Regions from separate parts of the Homo sapiens genome. Here region 2 is linked to region 1. A link is a loop called in an ENCODE intact Hi-C map of the cell type or tissue named here. Cell type or tissue: GM12878. All regions are shown on one strand.

What was found. Hi-C counts contacts between places; a loop is a spot of excess contacts. Peaks named below come from ENCODE experiments on the same cell type or tissue, not always from the same donor. Only the 100,000 strongest peaks of a DNase experiment are listed, where the experiment ranks them.
Region 2: it touches region 1 in a loop (8-fold over the local background); 2 of 110 quality-filtered maps call a loop at or near these places.

The regions. Positions count from the first base shown.
Region 1 is chr4:146,269,255-146,277,254 of GRCh38, reverse strand. All of the region lies in intron 10 of SLC10A7 (solute carrier family 10 member 7), which reads left to right. Among named protein-coding and RNA genes, the nearest start is that of REELD1, 59 kb to the right of the region's middle. RefSeq lists enhancers at 3,505-3,714, 7,938-7,997. In GM12878, no CTCF peak of the experiment used is centred here; DNase peaks (open chromatin) are centred at 3,464, 3,814, 5,654, 7,774 and 3 weaker places; H3K4me3 peaks cover 2,673 bases; H3K27ac peaks cover 6,938 bases.
Region 2 is chr4:145,824,838-145,832,837 of GRCh38, reverse strand. The region is part of intron 7 of ZNF827 (zinc finger protein 827); the gene reads left to right. Among named protein-coding and RNA genes, the nearest start is that of ZNF827, 110 kb to the left of the region's middle. RefSeq lists enhancers at 1-457, 7,005-7,573. In GM12878, no CTCF peak of the experiment used is centred here; DNase peaks (open chromatin) are centred at 2,969 and 3,839; H3K4me3 peaks cover 582 bases; H3K27ac peaks cover 4,610 bases.

The DNA of each region.
Region 1 (8,000 bases):
CCAGCTTGACCCTCAAGTATCATTCATCTTAATGATATGCCAGATGTTCACCCTGATACTCTCATGCTCTATTCCTCCTCTTCTTCCTCCACGTCAAATGTTTTTAACCACAATCTACATTTAGAAATATATTTTACAATGTGATCCAGAATTGATTTTGTAGCTCACTAATGGGTCACAACCCAAGGTCTAAAAAAGATTGCTTTATAGCTTGCTTAGCGAGAAGGTTTTACCTTCTTCCTCAAATAGTCACCACGTAGGCTTTGGCTTCTGCTGTCCCTTTTTCAGTGGATTTTTTTTTTTTAGATGGAGTCTCACTCTCACTCAGGCTAGAGTGCGGTGGCATGATCATAGCTCACTGCAGCCTCCAACTCCTGGGCTCCAACCATCCTCCTACCTCAGTCTCCTGAGTAGCTGGGGCTACAGGCCTGAGCCACCATGCCTGGCTAATTTTTAAAAATTTTTTTGTAGAGACGGGGGCTTCGTTATGTTGCCCAGGCTGATCTTAAACTCCTGGCCTCAAGCAATCCTCCCACCTCAGCCTCTCAAAGCACTGGGATTACAAGTATGAGCCACTGCACCAGGCCTTCACTGAACTTTAACCCAAATTTCTGATACCATGTAGGAAGCAGAGCTAAATTAAGACTTAAAGTGATTCTTAATTTGCATAAGATTTCTTTTATTTAGATTATTATTTTATTCAGCTTATGTAACAGTTTTTATACCTTTTTTGATTTACTCAACACATTTTCAATAGTAATAATAGCAGCAAACATTAATTGGGCATTTAATAGGTAAACATTGTGCAAAGTGCTAGTTACATAAAGTTTACTTTAAAATACTTCTCTGTGGACAGTGTGGTAATTATGTATGTACTTGTTAGTTTAGACTTCAGTGCCAGGAACAGCCAATTGCTCTAACAGAAAATTTTCACTGTAGTGTTCAGCCACAACTTTATCAGAAGGGAAATACTCACTCCAGAGGCAGCTACAACAAATACTTTTGTTATATCTCTATCAACCAGAGACCTTACTAATTAGCATAATGAATACAGAAATTCATTATTTTGATTGGTGAAATTACTGACTTGTTACTTTGCATGATAAATGTAATAAATGGGTTCTCATTGATATCTGGACTGCCTAAAAGTTTGAGAGAGACTTCCCACTTGCTATAAGAATCTGGCAAATCCCATAGTCTACATATGAAACCATCAGGGATGTGCGGGAGTGATCCCTACCTCATTTTGTGTCCAGCTACTGTTGGGAGGATCTGTGGTTTCCTGAATCTGACTGGAAGATCACCAAATTCTGCTCTGGAATGTCATTACGTAGCTTTGAGGGACCCTCTCATGCAAGGTGCTCTGAGAGCACCTAAAAGGTCCAAGCTGAGACTGCCATTTTATAGGGTAGGTTGCATAAAATATTTTTGTGTTGAACTACTAGTGTATGTTGAGTTTAAAAAAAAAAAAAAACTTCTATGGGGGCAACAACTTACTTTCATTAAAACCTGCTGGCAAAATTATAGTAGTACAGCTAAGCTTCACCTACCTTAAACTTCCTTTGGCCTTGTCTGCTGGAATACCTTATCTCCTGCTTATACCTTATCTGCTGGAAAGAATCCAGAACTTATACATGACCAGCTTGGTGTAGGTCACTTCCCATAAATACTTTGTGGGCACCAGCTCACATGACTTCCACAATCACACTAGATAAGGGAAGTTCCCAAGTGATCCATGACTTGCCCAAGTCACATGATGCCAAGTGGCAGAGCCAGAAATCAAGCCCAGGCCTAGCTATTAGCCACCATGCTAAGCTGTAGTGAGAGTTCTGCAGAAAGAGCCCTGTGCTGTGAAACATCTCAACCCTGTGGTCCACTGGCTATGAAAAGTTCAGACTAGATGATCTCTGGGGCTCTTCTAGCTCTACTATTCAGTAATTCTGATTTTGAAGGGCTTAAGTATGTAGCTTTAGAATCTTGAGCCCTTTGGATGGACACCATAGACCAGCATTTCTCAAAGAGTGATCCTCAAAATTATAGCACATTGTTTCTTAAAAGAAATAAAAATTTAAAAACAAAACAGATTTGCTCAAGCCTACTGATTCTGAATTTTAAGGATAAAACCCTGATGTCCGACACATGTAACATATTTCAAAAGAGGGTATCATGCACATTAAAGTTTGAAAGCCACTCATTATTGCCATCTAGAGTCACCTCTCAGGTTTCAGATGTGCTAGCTCATGTACCCAGATTCTTAGGAAGCTTTGATCTAGCAGAATATTCAGTCAGGTTTTGTGTAGGTGCATTTTGATGACAGTAGGAACCAGTTTCAGTCAACTCTGGGTGGTTGGTTGTTGTTTTTCTTACTTAAGACTGGCCACAATATACCCCACTTTGAAATACTTTATATTCCATCATCAGCCAAAAGAATATCCTTATGACATAACTACTTATGACATACTACTAAGTATTGTATAATAATAAGCAATCATTTAAAACAAATGCAGTAGGCCCGGACCCTAATTTCCAGGAATCACCTTCTTCCTCATTCCATGGTTTCAATATATGATATTGTGGTCCTGTCTAGGAAGGATAAAAACCTGGCTCCAGTTTTTCTAATTTGTAGCTGTGGTTACCACATTTTGCCTAACTTCGAATGTCCTTTTGAGTTTCATTTGTATTAATCTGGTTAAACAACAGTATTTGGATGTAAAAGTATGCCAGTATTTTATTAATATAAGGTATAATCTAGGCCAGGCACGGTGGCTCATGCCTGTAATCCCAGAACTTTGGGGGGCGGAGGCTGGTGGATCACCTGAGGTGAAGAGATTGAGACCATCCTGGCCAACATGGTGAAACCCTGTCTCTACTAAAAATACAAAAACTAGCCAGGCGGGGTGGCAGGCACCTGTAATCCCAGCTACTTGGGAAGCTGAGGCAAGAGAATCACTTGAACCCGGGAGGCAGAGGTTGCAGTGATCCAAGATCATGGCACTGCACTCCAGCCTGGGTGACAGAGTGAGACTCCGTCTCAAAAAAAAAAAAAAAAAAAAAGTATAATCTGAACAAAAGAGAACCACCCATTTAGTGCCCAAAATACCTAGCACTCCCTCCAGAAGCAGCTTGCTTTCTTTAAGATCATGTCTTCCTGGCAAGCTGAGGGCAAAACTGAAGCATATTTAAAATAAATTCAGAATGCCATTTGAAAGTTATCCTTATATAAATCCCTTTATGAAAGGGGACCTAGGTGATTTTTTTAAAACTCTTACAACACAATTATTACTGTAGAAAGATTTTTTTAAAACAAAGAACAGGAGATGGAATCACTGCTTCCCAGAAGTCAGTGTTCTGAAAGGGGCAGTAGACCAAATATGATCATGAGCACTTACCAAGAATACAGGGCTTGTAAACAGATGAGGCCAGTGGGAGTTTGGGCAGCATCGGCGGGAGGGAGTTTCAGTTCCCAGGGCAGTCCACAGCATCACCATCTGCAGTGTTTTAGAAGTGCTGCACACCTCATCCTGAATGATCTCAGTGACAAGCCCCTCCCTGGCCAGTCCTGGTAGACTGCTAAATTTGAGCCCCATAATACTATTTCATAATGCTACTTCTTATAATAATAATAACAACAACAGCAACAATAATAATCCTAATAGCTATCATTTTGGGGATGCTCACTCTATGCCAGGTACTATACTAGGTACTTCCCATACACTGTCTCACTTGAAACCTCTAACCACCCTTCGAGATAGTTATTTTAACCTCATTTGAGTCAGATGTGGAAACTGAGGGGGGTTAGGGTAAGATCATCTGCTTATATAGCTGGTGGGTGGTACAGTGAGGATTTAAACTCAGGTCTCTAATTTCAAAGCCCACGTCCTTTCCATCACACCACCCAGCCCTCTAGATGTACCTATGAGTGGCGTGTTAGCTATCTGATGCTTGCTCAGCCTGAGTGATGGAGCAGGAACAAGAGGGGCCAAGTGCTTGCATGTGTCAGCTTCATTCTAGCTAAGCTCTACCTGCAGTTGTCACCTACAGCTCAATGGCAAGGAGACATGAAAAATCCCACATATTGTACAGTGGCACCTCACAGTATATTGAATCCTTGTCACTGCGCTTCCTAATGACAGCTCTTAGCATTAGAAGCTTTTAATTCCATAGTTTCCTATTAATTTCAAACTAAAAAATACCTTATAATAGAGATGGCTCTAAAGAGATTAATTTTACCCATTAAAAATCAACTCACATGCCCTCAGTGCTCCTGAAAGGGGAATTCCAAAGTAATGAGGGGCACACTTTCTGTTGTTCTGGAGCTTGTCCCTTCTGATGAAGACTTTGCCACATCCAGAAGACCAGAACAGCCTGTTTCCTGGAAATCCCTGTTCATCTGTGCACTCGCTGTCAGTTGCAGAGGGATTTGTTTATTATTATTATTAATATTTAGAAAGTTTACCTCTAGCAGTACTAAAATGTGCATCACAAAACAACACTCATTTACTGCGTTTGAAGTGAAGACTCTCACCCAGGAGAGCCCATCCACTTAAAGTTTGTATCTCTCAATTTCAACTTGCAAACAGAGATCGATAAAAAACAATTGTCCTTTCAGAGTTGCATCTCTCCAATTATTTATTTGGTCATGTCTCTTCCTAGAAGTTCTCTTAATTGAACCAGACACTAGAAACCAGGTTGAGTGTCTTTAATGACAGCCCGCTCCATGCTTCTTTGCAGTAAAGAATACATGAGCCTACAGCTGCAAAGCAAGGGTAACAGTTTCCCCTTGTATGTCCCCATTTACAGCCCCATCCAAACAACTCCAGCCAGAAATTAAAGTTAGCTACCCACTTTTTCAAGCTATGGGGTACCCAGTAGGTTTTTGACAAGTTACCCTAGGGGCAGGAGGAGATATAAAATTGGACACAACTCAAAAGATTCCTGGGCCCCAGGAAGCCAGCTGATTTGGAATGTCATCTGTACCGAAGCTGAGCATGTTAATGAAATTGTAGCTGTGACACTTCCCAGGGCTGCCTTTGCTACAAGTTTGCTCTATACAGTGCCAATGAAAAGATGCTTTTAAAACATAATCTACATCATCCATTCATTCATTCAGCAAGTGTTTATTTGGTACTTACTATGTGCCCTGCTCTAGGCTGTAGGGGGACAGCAGTGAACAAAACACCAAAAAAGTTCTTGCCCTCATCTAGCTTCCAAAATTTCTAGTGGGAATAAGCAGACACTTGAATATACAGGACATCAGATGGTGGTAAGCAATGGAGAAAAAGAAAACCAGAAAGGAGAATCAGGAATGCCAGGGTGGAGATGAGAAGGTTTCAGCCTTAAAGGGCACATTGGGTCAAAATACCTGAAGGAAATAGGGAGCAAGCCTGTGGATATTTCGGGGAAGGAGATTCCAAGGAGAAGGAACAGTGAAGGCAAAGACCTGAGGCAGCAGTGCGCTTGGCATGTTGGAGGAAGGAGGAGGAAGCTCACCTTGGGAGCAGAATGAGTGAGAGATAGGAGACCGGGGAATGGTAATGGGAGAGGGGCCAATAATATTGTGTTAGGCCTTATTGGCCATTGTAGGGACTTGCCTCTTACTCAGAATGAGAGGGGAAGCCATTGGGGGTTTTGAATTGATGAGGGACAAGATCTCACTTCTACTTTGAAAGGATCCCTATGGTTGTTCTGTTAAAAGTAGACTGGGGTTTTGTGGGAAGGTGTGGCAGTGAGAAAGGAAGACTCAAGAGAGAGGCTTTTATCCAGACAAGAGTTTAGGGTGGTTTGGTCAAAGGTAATAGGGGTGGAAGAGTTGAGAAGCTTTGGATTTGAGATCCATTTTGAACACAGAACTAATAGGAATTGCTGGTGAATTGGATATGTAGGTAAAAGAAAGGAATTCAAGATGTTTGGCCTGAGGGGTGTAAGGATCCATTTACTGGCTTAGGGAAGACTGCAGAGGAGCAGATGTTAGTGGTTGAAAGTCATGTGGGAACAGATCAAGAGTTTGGATTTGCACATGTGAAGTTTGATATGTCTTTTTGACATCCAGTGGAGTCTGGAATCCTGATCCAGGCTGAAGTTTGCAGGCTATGGATGTTATTTTAGACTATCAGATTGGATGAGATCACTAAGGGAATGTGTAGAGAAAAGAGCTCCACGGACTGAGAACCTGAGATTCTCCAGAGGACAGAGAGGATATGGAATTATTTTAATAATGAAATGATATGAAAGTCTAAATCAGCCAGACCTATAGACACCCAAACTTGCAAGCCCGTATTCTTCTCCTATCCCACAAGGTTGAAGTGAACATTAAATCACAAAGCAGATGTGAAGACACTTTGAAGTATTAGAAGAAGAGTCTGGCAGTTATTTGGTACCGCCCATGTGCTAGGCACTGCATTAGGCACTTAATTTGCCTTATTAATGCATGTAATCTTTACAATAGCCCTGCACAATAGCTATGCTTGCTCTCATTGTCCAAACTAGAAAACCAAGCCTCAGAGAGGTCAAATAACTCACCCCAGTTCACATAGATAGCAGAGCTGGTGCACCATGGCTGAATTGTCTACCTCCAGAGTCCTCTGACTCCACCGCAATACCAGACCTGGCTCTTTAACCTGGCCCACATTAGAATCACCTGGGAGCTGTGCCGTACTAGTGATGTCAGGACCCTGCCCAACACCTGTTAACTCAATCTGTCAGGATAGGCCCAGGCAGCATAGTTTTTAGAAGCCACCCAGGTGATTCCAATGTGTGGCGGAAGCTGAGAACCACTGCATTTAGACTCGTTTACTCTGTATGCATTTATGTTCTACTAGGTTCCAAAAAGAATGCGAGATGGGTTGTACCTACCCATTGGTTACCAAAACTGACCATTTGTGTACTAATTCTGAACACCAGAATTAGTTGTGTCATAATTAGGTATGTTAAATATTCAGAAGAGAAAACAGAGGAGAATAGAAAAACATAATTATTTTCAGAAGTGACTTCCAGGGTTTTTTAAATTTCTTCTGCCTAGAAGTCTTCTAAATGAGGTCCTAACTGCCAAATGTTTATAATTGTTGAGAATAAATAAAGGCCAAGAGTAGATTATCAGGACATCATCTAGGTTAGATAAATCACAGAAACCTGAGTCAACCTTTTTAAGAGACATGGATCTAAGAACAAATAAGTCTGGTTTTTAATCCCCAAATCAAAACTGCCTCATTCTTTTATGTAGAAGAAATCTCTTCTGAGGCTTTTGTTCAACATAAACACAGTACCATGAAAAGGAAAATTACCACTGGAAGGTAATTAAAGGTCATGTTGACAAAACAAAACAAAATGTATATTAAAAATCGTTAATGTGCATTTGGGTCACAGCCTACTCACATTTACTTTTTAACTAACATTTGGAAGCCTTCTGAAAGTTCCAGTGTCTAAAGATGAAATTATCAATGCAGCCTTTTAGGGAAAACTACATCTAGGTTGTGGGGCAGTGGCAGAGTCAACGAAAGCTCATGTCATACCATCCAGCTTTGCTTTGCATCAGACTCAATAGGTTCAAGTGTTTTTCTTCATTTATATAAAAATACATCTAAAAAACTCTGTAAAATTGGACAACAGTTCCAGAGCCAGTCAGAAGAGGCCAGTTCTGTGTTGGTGACTATGTTAAATATATTCTTTTGACCTTGTGTTATTTTTGTCATATGAAATTCTCATTCTATTTTTGATGTTTTCACATCCTGTGAGTGTGAACATTAGCCAGATTGTCTCTTTAGAAGACTAAACAACTCTTCATTCACAGCCTAGAAAAGGAAAAAGTAATCTCACTACTTCCTGCTAAGCTTGTCTCCATAAACGTGGTGACCCCTCCTGGAAGACCCAGCTAGTATTGGAACGAAGACTTCATGGCTCAGTTCTTTAATTCATTCTTGAATTCCCTGTTTGCTAGTTACTCCTACAATGCTGTCAGACAGGTGAGGGTGTACCTGATCTTCTGAGGCAGAAACCTTCAATTG
Region 2 (8,000 bases), 440 kb after region 1:
GGTTTGTTCTCTGGCAGGCAGGAGTGGGGGTCGCACACAAGGTAATGTCATCAGTTAAGGCAAGGACCGGCCATTTACACTTCTTTTGTGGTGGAATGTCATCAGTTAAGGTGGGGCAGGGCATATTCACTTCTTTTGTGATTCTTCAGTTACTTCAGGCCATCTAGGCATATACGTGCAAGTCACAGGGGATGCGATGGCTTGGCTTGGGCTCAGAGGCCTGACATGACTCAAAACAGTATTCACATTTTTCAGGCTATTGGTACCAATTGTCAAAATGACTTTTAAGAAGATTGAATCTGCAGTTCTAACAGTTTTCATGAGAGACAGAGACAGAGGGAGACAGAGAATATTTCAAAGGCCCGATCAACTCTGTGCTTATCATTAAAATTTTTTTAATGATTGGAGGGTGAAAAATTATATCTTCCATTTAAAGTCTTTGATTTATTGATTCCTAGTGCTCTTAAGCATTTTGTTCATGGGGAGACATTTGTATTTGCTCTGTGTGTGTGTGTGTGTGTGTGTGTGTGTGTGTGGTTTTGTTTTGTTTTTTGTTTGTTTGTTTGTTTTTTTGAGACGAGGTCTTGCCCTGTCGCCCAGGCTGGAGTGCAGTGGCACAATCTCCACTCACTGCAGCCTCTACCTCCTGGGCTCAAGTGATCCTCCCACCTCAGCCTCTCATGTAGCTGGGACTACAGGCATGCACCACCACACTTGGCTAATTTTTGTATTTTTTTGTAGAGACAGGGTTTCTGCCATGTTGCCCAAGCTGTTCTTGAATTCCTGGGCTCAAGTGATCCTCCTGCCTTGGTCTCCCAAAGTGCTGGGATTACAGGAGTGAGCCATCATGCACAGTCTTGTATTTTCTTTTACTGCCATTTCTTATTCTGTTTGGTGGCTTGTCTGGGTTGGATTTTTTGTTTGGTCGTTGCTATTGATTTTTTATTATTATGAAATTTTTTAACCAAAATAGAAAAAATAATGAATCACTATATTCCCATCACCCATATTGAACAAGTATCAACATTTTGCCACACTTGGTTTACCCGTCCTTTTTCCTCCTGCATTTTAAGTCACATCCCAGATATCAAACATTCATTCCCAGATTCTTTGGTATATATCTCTAAAAAGTAAGGAGATTTTCCATGATGCTAGTTCACATCTTACAAAATTAACAACACCTTTAGTTTTTAATTGCTACAGTTTCTGTTTCATTGGCCACAGCCAAGTTATGCAGCCGCATCAACGGAATTGGAGGAGAGGAAACCCATCTTAGCTTCCTTGTCACCTCCAAAAATTAAAGAAGAAAATCTGCTGCCTATATGCTAGTAGAGTGATTGAGAACCCTTGAGTCCCCTCTGCCCACAGGCCCATTTAGAAACACACTGAATCTGCAATGCCAGCCTCGATTTTTAGATAAATGCCCCAGCTGAAGCTTGCCAATGTATAGGAATAATCCAAGTTTTATTCACAACTGCCCCTCTTTCTTTGAAAATGTGTGAGCCCAACATGATCAATGACCGAGTTTTCAGGCCTAACCCACTGGGGTCACAGGAGGTCCCTGTTATGTCCCTTGTATGGTCAAATACAGAATTTTCTCTTTCAGATGGTCAGGGTTGCCTTCAGGGCTGAGACTCACAGTCATTTTTAATCTTGGGCACTCTTGTCCACCCCCACATTCCCTAACCTGCCATCCGGGGTCCTTTTCGTCACAATAAATAAAATCTTTAGGAACAGGGTTCCTCATTTCTGTGGTATTGAAAAGGGAAGGGCAATGTTCATGCGTACCATTAAAAGTGTTTTCTTTCATTATAGATTACCTTTTCAATTGACTGCAAGGATGTTAGTAAGACAACTGGCCCTGATTGTTATACGTAACATGTTAATATCTGGGCACATTTCAGAAGCAACAGCTCTACAACTGCTCATTCAAAATGAAAATGAGGAAGTTAGGAAGACCACACATGGTCCTAGGCCACATAGAGTGATTGCTACTGCAGAACAAAAGGACTGTGTCAGGGTTTTCTTCTATATTTCACATGATACTGATGCAACTGTATAGAGTGTTTGCATTTTATTTTTTAAAGTGTTCGAAATTTTTTTACAAAAATATGTAGAACTAAGCACTTAATATATTTCAAATACAATTACTTATAAATATGTTATACAACATGTACATATATAAATATATGAAAAGAAATATAAGCGTCTATTAAGTTATTAGCAAATAAATTAATAAAAGGAAGTAATAGTTGAGAAAAAGAAAATCACTAAAAGTGAAGAAAACGGCATTAATCATGAAAATTAAGTTGAAAATGAAATATTCTTATTTGATCTTTTCAAAAAGTGAAATATGTAAAAATAAAGTGTTTTTGTTTTTCAGTTGTGACCTTATTTTCATGTAAGCTATTCCAGCTTCTCGAAGAATGTCTTCTCACCTTAAAGTACTTGAGGAAATGTTGAGGAGGTAGTTATAACTAATACAAAGATTTCCTTTATTCCTTATCTTTGAATAAACCCACCTTTCTTATTTGATATGTTTAAGAAGCATTAAAAAAAAAACACTTTTTTTGTCTTTTGGCAAGGCCTGTAATCTGTTATTATTAGCAAGCTCTAGTTTTTGTTCAAAGAAAACATTTCCGGTTTGTTCTCATTTCCTTTAGTTTCATTATATGAAACACAGACATGGAGATCCCATATGCAAGTTACCTGTATTCATTTTAATTCTCTAACATGCATATTCCACATATTCAAAAGATGTTTGAACTAAAGTCAGATTAATTATTGAGATAACTTTCATCTGTTGCCTGCCTTTTCTCGTGGCTTTTGGAAACATGGAAAACTATTTTCTCAACTAACTGCTTCCTGTACACTTCAAAATGTTAATGCCGTGTGTAACTCCTGGAGGGTTTCTCAAGGTCTAAGTGATTCAAAGGTCAGAGTTTTTAAAATACTGACACATCTGTGGCATTTCAGTTCTTAAAAAATAACATGATGTATCAACATGGAAAACCAGTATTGCAGTGGCTTAACAACTGGGTCTGAGTAGAGAAGAGGAAGACACTGTTACCAGGAGGGATAGAAAACCACCTGGTGAGGGGCCCAGGGGCTGAGGTCTGCTGGGGAGCAGGTAGTGGTTAGAGAAAGAACACGTTGGCTCCCACAGAACTGTTGTACCCCACGCTGGGACTTCCAGCTCTCTTTTTGCAACATATAGTTTCTCAGACATATATCTAAGTCAGATAGCTTGTTTTTAAAATTTCCTTAAAGTAACACAAAAGAAAATTAAAAATTACCCCAGATTCTTTCAGACATGTTTTATCCAGCTCTCGAAATCTGTAAACCCTGTTAGGTCACATAATATATGGCTGAATATATGATAATCGAGTACTTTTACTTGATTAATTCACCGAAGAATTTTTTTTTTAAGATTCACTATTTTAAAAAAATCTACTAAGGTAATTTGTCTCTGTGCAGATAGAAGTCAGACTGTCACTTTAGGATGATTTGCCAGAAACTCTTACATTTAATAGAATTTCATGCCACCCTGATCTATCTAGTCCCTTCTGAGTTCCAAGTAAAAACTCATTACAGTGCAGTCTTTCTTTATTTAATCTTTTTCTTTTCTATTTGTCATTCCCAAGTTTAGTCTTGAAAGTTACTGTCTCTTAGAAAAAAAATCTGTTTCTTCTCTATTGCTCCTTTAAAACTGTTGTGTCATTACCAAAGAAGGTCTTTTCCAAACTTTCTCTCACAGTCTGTACTCACCTTCTTTTCTGTTTTCTTTTGGTTTTGTTATTGCTGTCAAAATGAGAATCCCTGTAACGTTTGGTTTCAGTGGTGGCACTTGGGGAGGGTTGATTTTAAGTAGATGAGCCTTCTCTTCTGCATGAGACAAAACTCTCTGTTGGCCCTCAGGTGTTAAAGGTGGAAATACTGGTGTCACAATAGGCACTTAGCAAAATGTATCACTATTTAGAGCCATAATCCTTTATGGACTTTTATTATTTATTGTAAGTCTTTTCCTTTCTCAGCCCTGTGCTGCTGACCCCACATCCCATGCCTGGCCTGGAATTGTCCACTCACTATGACACCCCTGCCCCTTCATATCTTAGCCCTTAGATTTTCTACAGGAGAAAAATCAAAATATACTTTCCACAGCCATTTCACTTGTATCCAGAAAAGAAACTCAAGGAGATAAAAGTTTTATAAGATTGTATTTTCAAAACCCAGGGAAATTAACAGGGGGCTTGGGCTCTTTGATGTCCATACCATCAACTTCCAGATGCTGCTACTGAAGAGTTACTGAATATTTATGAATTATGTAAGTCTTCCAGCTAGCCTGTCTTTGACCCGGGCCAAAGGGAATATGTTGTGATAGATGATGATTTTGTTGAGTGAAAATAAGTGATGATTCCCTCCCCATTAGCTGTTAATTTCCACCTCCTCCTCTATCAACTTTTTACCAAAAATATTAACCAGAAATAAACCTCTTTTCTTGCTTTTTTCCACTTCCTTGGCTTACTTTCTGGATGGAGGGGCTTTTTCATAATAAAATGACTGAAGTCTAGGCAGCTGAGGATTCAGAAGCAAGGGCTATATGGTGTTCACAAACTGGCTCCTTTTCTGGAACAGTTGGTAACTGGCTGAAGTAACCAGTTGGAGGACAGTACAAACATGCTTCGGGGCACGTCGTAAAGTCCAGTGCATTTCATGGATTGTTTTACTCCCTGGGAAGATGCAGCCCGCTTCATCCTGTGTCCGGTACCTCCTGGAACTTGCCTCTCCGCTGCCCGCTGCCAACAGTGACAGTCACTGAGCAGCATGAACGAGGTGTCAGCCTCACCACCCCTTACTGAAGTGCTTTTTCCACCGCAAAGCTGGGTGTCACCTGAGAACGGATGTGCTTCTGTACTTTACGGTCACTGGCACAGGAGAAGAAAAAGAACTTACGGAATATGATTTCAGCATTCTGAAAATGAACTTTCATGGGACAAAGTTACACATGGAGTGTCTTCTGTTTTCTTAGTTCCTTGTGCAGAGAGTTAAGGATAACCAGTGTTATTGGAGATCTAATCCCATGAAGCAAGCTCTGCTCTATAGGGCATGCTGCAAGTTTAGTTTTTTCTCCTTCCTGAAGCATGAAGCTAATCTGGGTACCAGAAGGATTAATACACAGTTGTGTATGTAGCCATAGTGCCACCATGTGCTTTACAGCTTTGGCGAAATAGAAGCTTACAAACAGCTAACGACCTCTTTACCCTTCCTTCTTCATTTACAGTTAATAGCAGAGACAGGCTTGCTCTAGGAAGCTGTAGGTACAGCAGTGGCGAATGTTTAGAGTTGCAAATTGACCAGGCCCATGAGTGGTACAAGTTTTAGGAAATTGGGGCATATCTTAACTTCTATAGGGAAATAAAGACAAAAATTATTTTTACTTGCTCTATTTCTCAATAGAAAAGTCTTTCAGCTTCCTTCAGTACCTTTATACTGAAACGACTGGTCCCTACTCCCCTCCATCACCCCCTTCTCTATCTCTTCCTTTTCTCCATTTGTTGCAAGGATTCATGGGTCTCTATTGTCCATAAATTCCTTAGGTGTTAACGGACCAACGAAAGGCAGTGTAGCTGAGCGGGAAAGAGTGCAGATGGGGAAGCCATCATGCTCAACTCATGGGCATGGGCAACTACCTAACTTCTTTGTGCCTAAGTCTCCACATCTGTAAAATAGGGATAATGCAGTAGTCCCTCCTTATCCACACAGGGAATATGTTTCAAGACCCACAGTGGTTGGCAGGGCGTGGTGGCTCATGCCTGTAATCCCAGCACTTTGGGAGGCCGAGGCAGGTGGGTCACATGAGGTCAGAAAATCGAGACCAGCCTGGCCAACAAGGCAAAATCCCATCTCTACTAAGAATACAAAAATTAGTCGGGCGTGGTGGCACACGCCTGTAATCCCAGCTACTTGGGAGGCTGAGGCTGGAGAATTGCTTGAACCCAGGAGGCGGAGGTTGCAGTGAGCCAAGATTGCGCCATTGCACTCCAGCCTGGGCAACAAGAGCAAAACTCTGTCTCAAAAAAGAAAAAAAGACCCACAGTGGTTGCCGGAAACCTCAGATAGTACTGAACCCTATATACACAATGCTTTTTCCTATGCATACATATGGTAAAGTTTAATTTATAAATTAGGCATAGTAAGAGATTAACAACAATAACTAATAATAAAATAGGACAATTATAACAATATTCTGTGTAACATTATTCTTATTCTGGATTAAGAGTTATGTGAATGTGGTCTCGCTCTCAAAATATCTTATTGTACTGTACTGTGGATAACTGAAATCACAGAAAGCCAAACCATGGGTAAGGGGGGACTACTATAATAATGGTGGCTACTCTCATAGGGTTCTTATGAGGACCAAGTGAAGTTAATACACACAAAGCACCTTAAATCAGTGCCAGATACTTAGCGTTTGTTGCTGTTTTTTATTGAGCATGTACTATGTACTGAGAACTTTAACATGAAACATCTCATTTGAACCCTTACAGCACCCCTCTAAAAGATGGCGTTGTTAAACCTCTTTTTCAGTGACGAAACTGAGGCTAGAGGGGTTATTGATTGTCCAAAGGTCCCTTAACTATGAAGTAACCAATATGAAATTCAGACTCCAATTTTTCTGATTCCAAACTCTCTGCAAAACTAGCACACTTGCTATCTCCTGGCATGAACGGATCCGAATGCAGAGCATGGCAGCTGTGTGTTTGGTCTGAGACCGATTCCCTGTTAACCTAATATCTTCTCTCTGTAGCTAAGACTTACACCAGCCTTAAGCTGCCTTGCCTTCTGAAAGTTTCTCCATTGATTCTTTGCCCGATAGAAACATTGGCAGCCCTTTTGTGCATTTTTAGTATCCAGCAGGACTCCCTTCTAATTCTCTGCTCCCTCAGAAGAAATCTTTTCTTTTCTATGCAGGATAAAGCTGGCATCCAGGGTAGAAAATTATTTTGAATGTTGTTTCCCTCGGTGATTGTCTCCCTTTCAATTCAATTTCTTCTGAGCAGCTCAGTGATAATAGGGCTCCACTCCTCACATCAGCAGGAATCCACACTTTTGAAGACAGCATGTGAAGACGCAGTGCTAGCCCATTGCCACTACTTAGCAAGACCCAGAAGACTACTTCCAGCACATAGCACAGCAGCCTCTGCTCGCTTCACCTAGAAAGCTAGGTGAAGGTTATTCTCAAATGTACCTGTGGTGTTGACCAGCCCTCTCCTTTAAACTCTTCTTCGACCTGCAAGTGTCGCTGCTGGCTGGCGACATTGGCCACCAGCATCACCACGTCCCATCTGGACTGCTGCACTGGCCACACGCCTTGTCTTCTGCAAGTCCCCCAGGCCGCACTGCCTGCTGCAGCCACATGGAGCTTTCTGAAACTGAAGTCCAGTTCCCTGACCCCCTTACTTAAGACACTGCAGTGCCCTCACTACTGTTGGGACAAAGCCATGATCACTGCACACAGGGTCCAGACTCATTTGCCTCTACCATGGGCCTTCCTCCAGCTCTGCAGGCTTTCTCACAGTGCTGGGGCCGCCTTCCCCAGCTCCTTGAAACCCTAATGACCCTACTGTCCATCCCGCCCATGGTGGCTTTTGCAGGAAGGCCCTTCCTGGGCTCCCTGGCCAGGCCCCGTGGTCACACTGTGTCCCCTCCTTCACGGCCTTAGCCACCCTTGCAGGTTATGAGATGTTTGGTAGAAAGCGACATATCTGCCCCTTCGCTTCTCCCCAATTCCTGCCTCCTACTAGCCTATAGCCAGTGTTCACTTTTTAAGCCTGTTTAAATTGTTTTGTGTTTAAGATACAAAGAAAAACCATGGCATACAAAGTTGTGTTAAATCTAGCCTAACACAGTCATGTAAAACTATATTATCTATTAATGTATGTTTTACTTTAAAGAAAGTGTCTTCCATTTTCATCTTAACATTCTCTTTTTAAAATTGA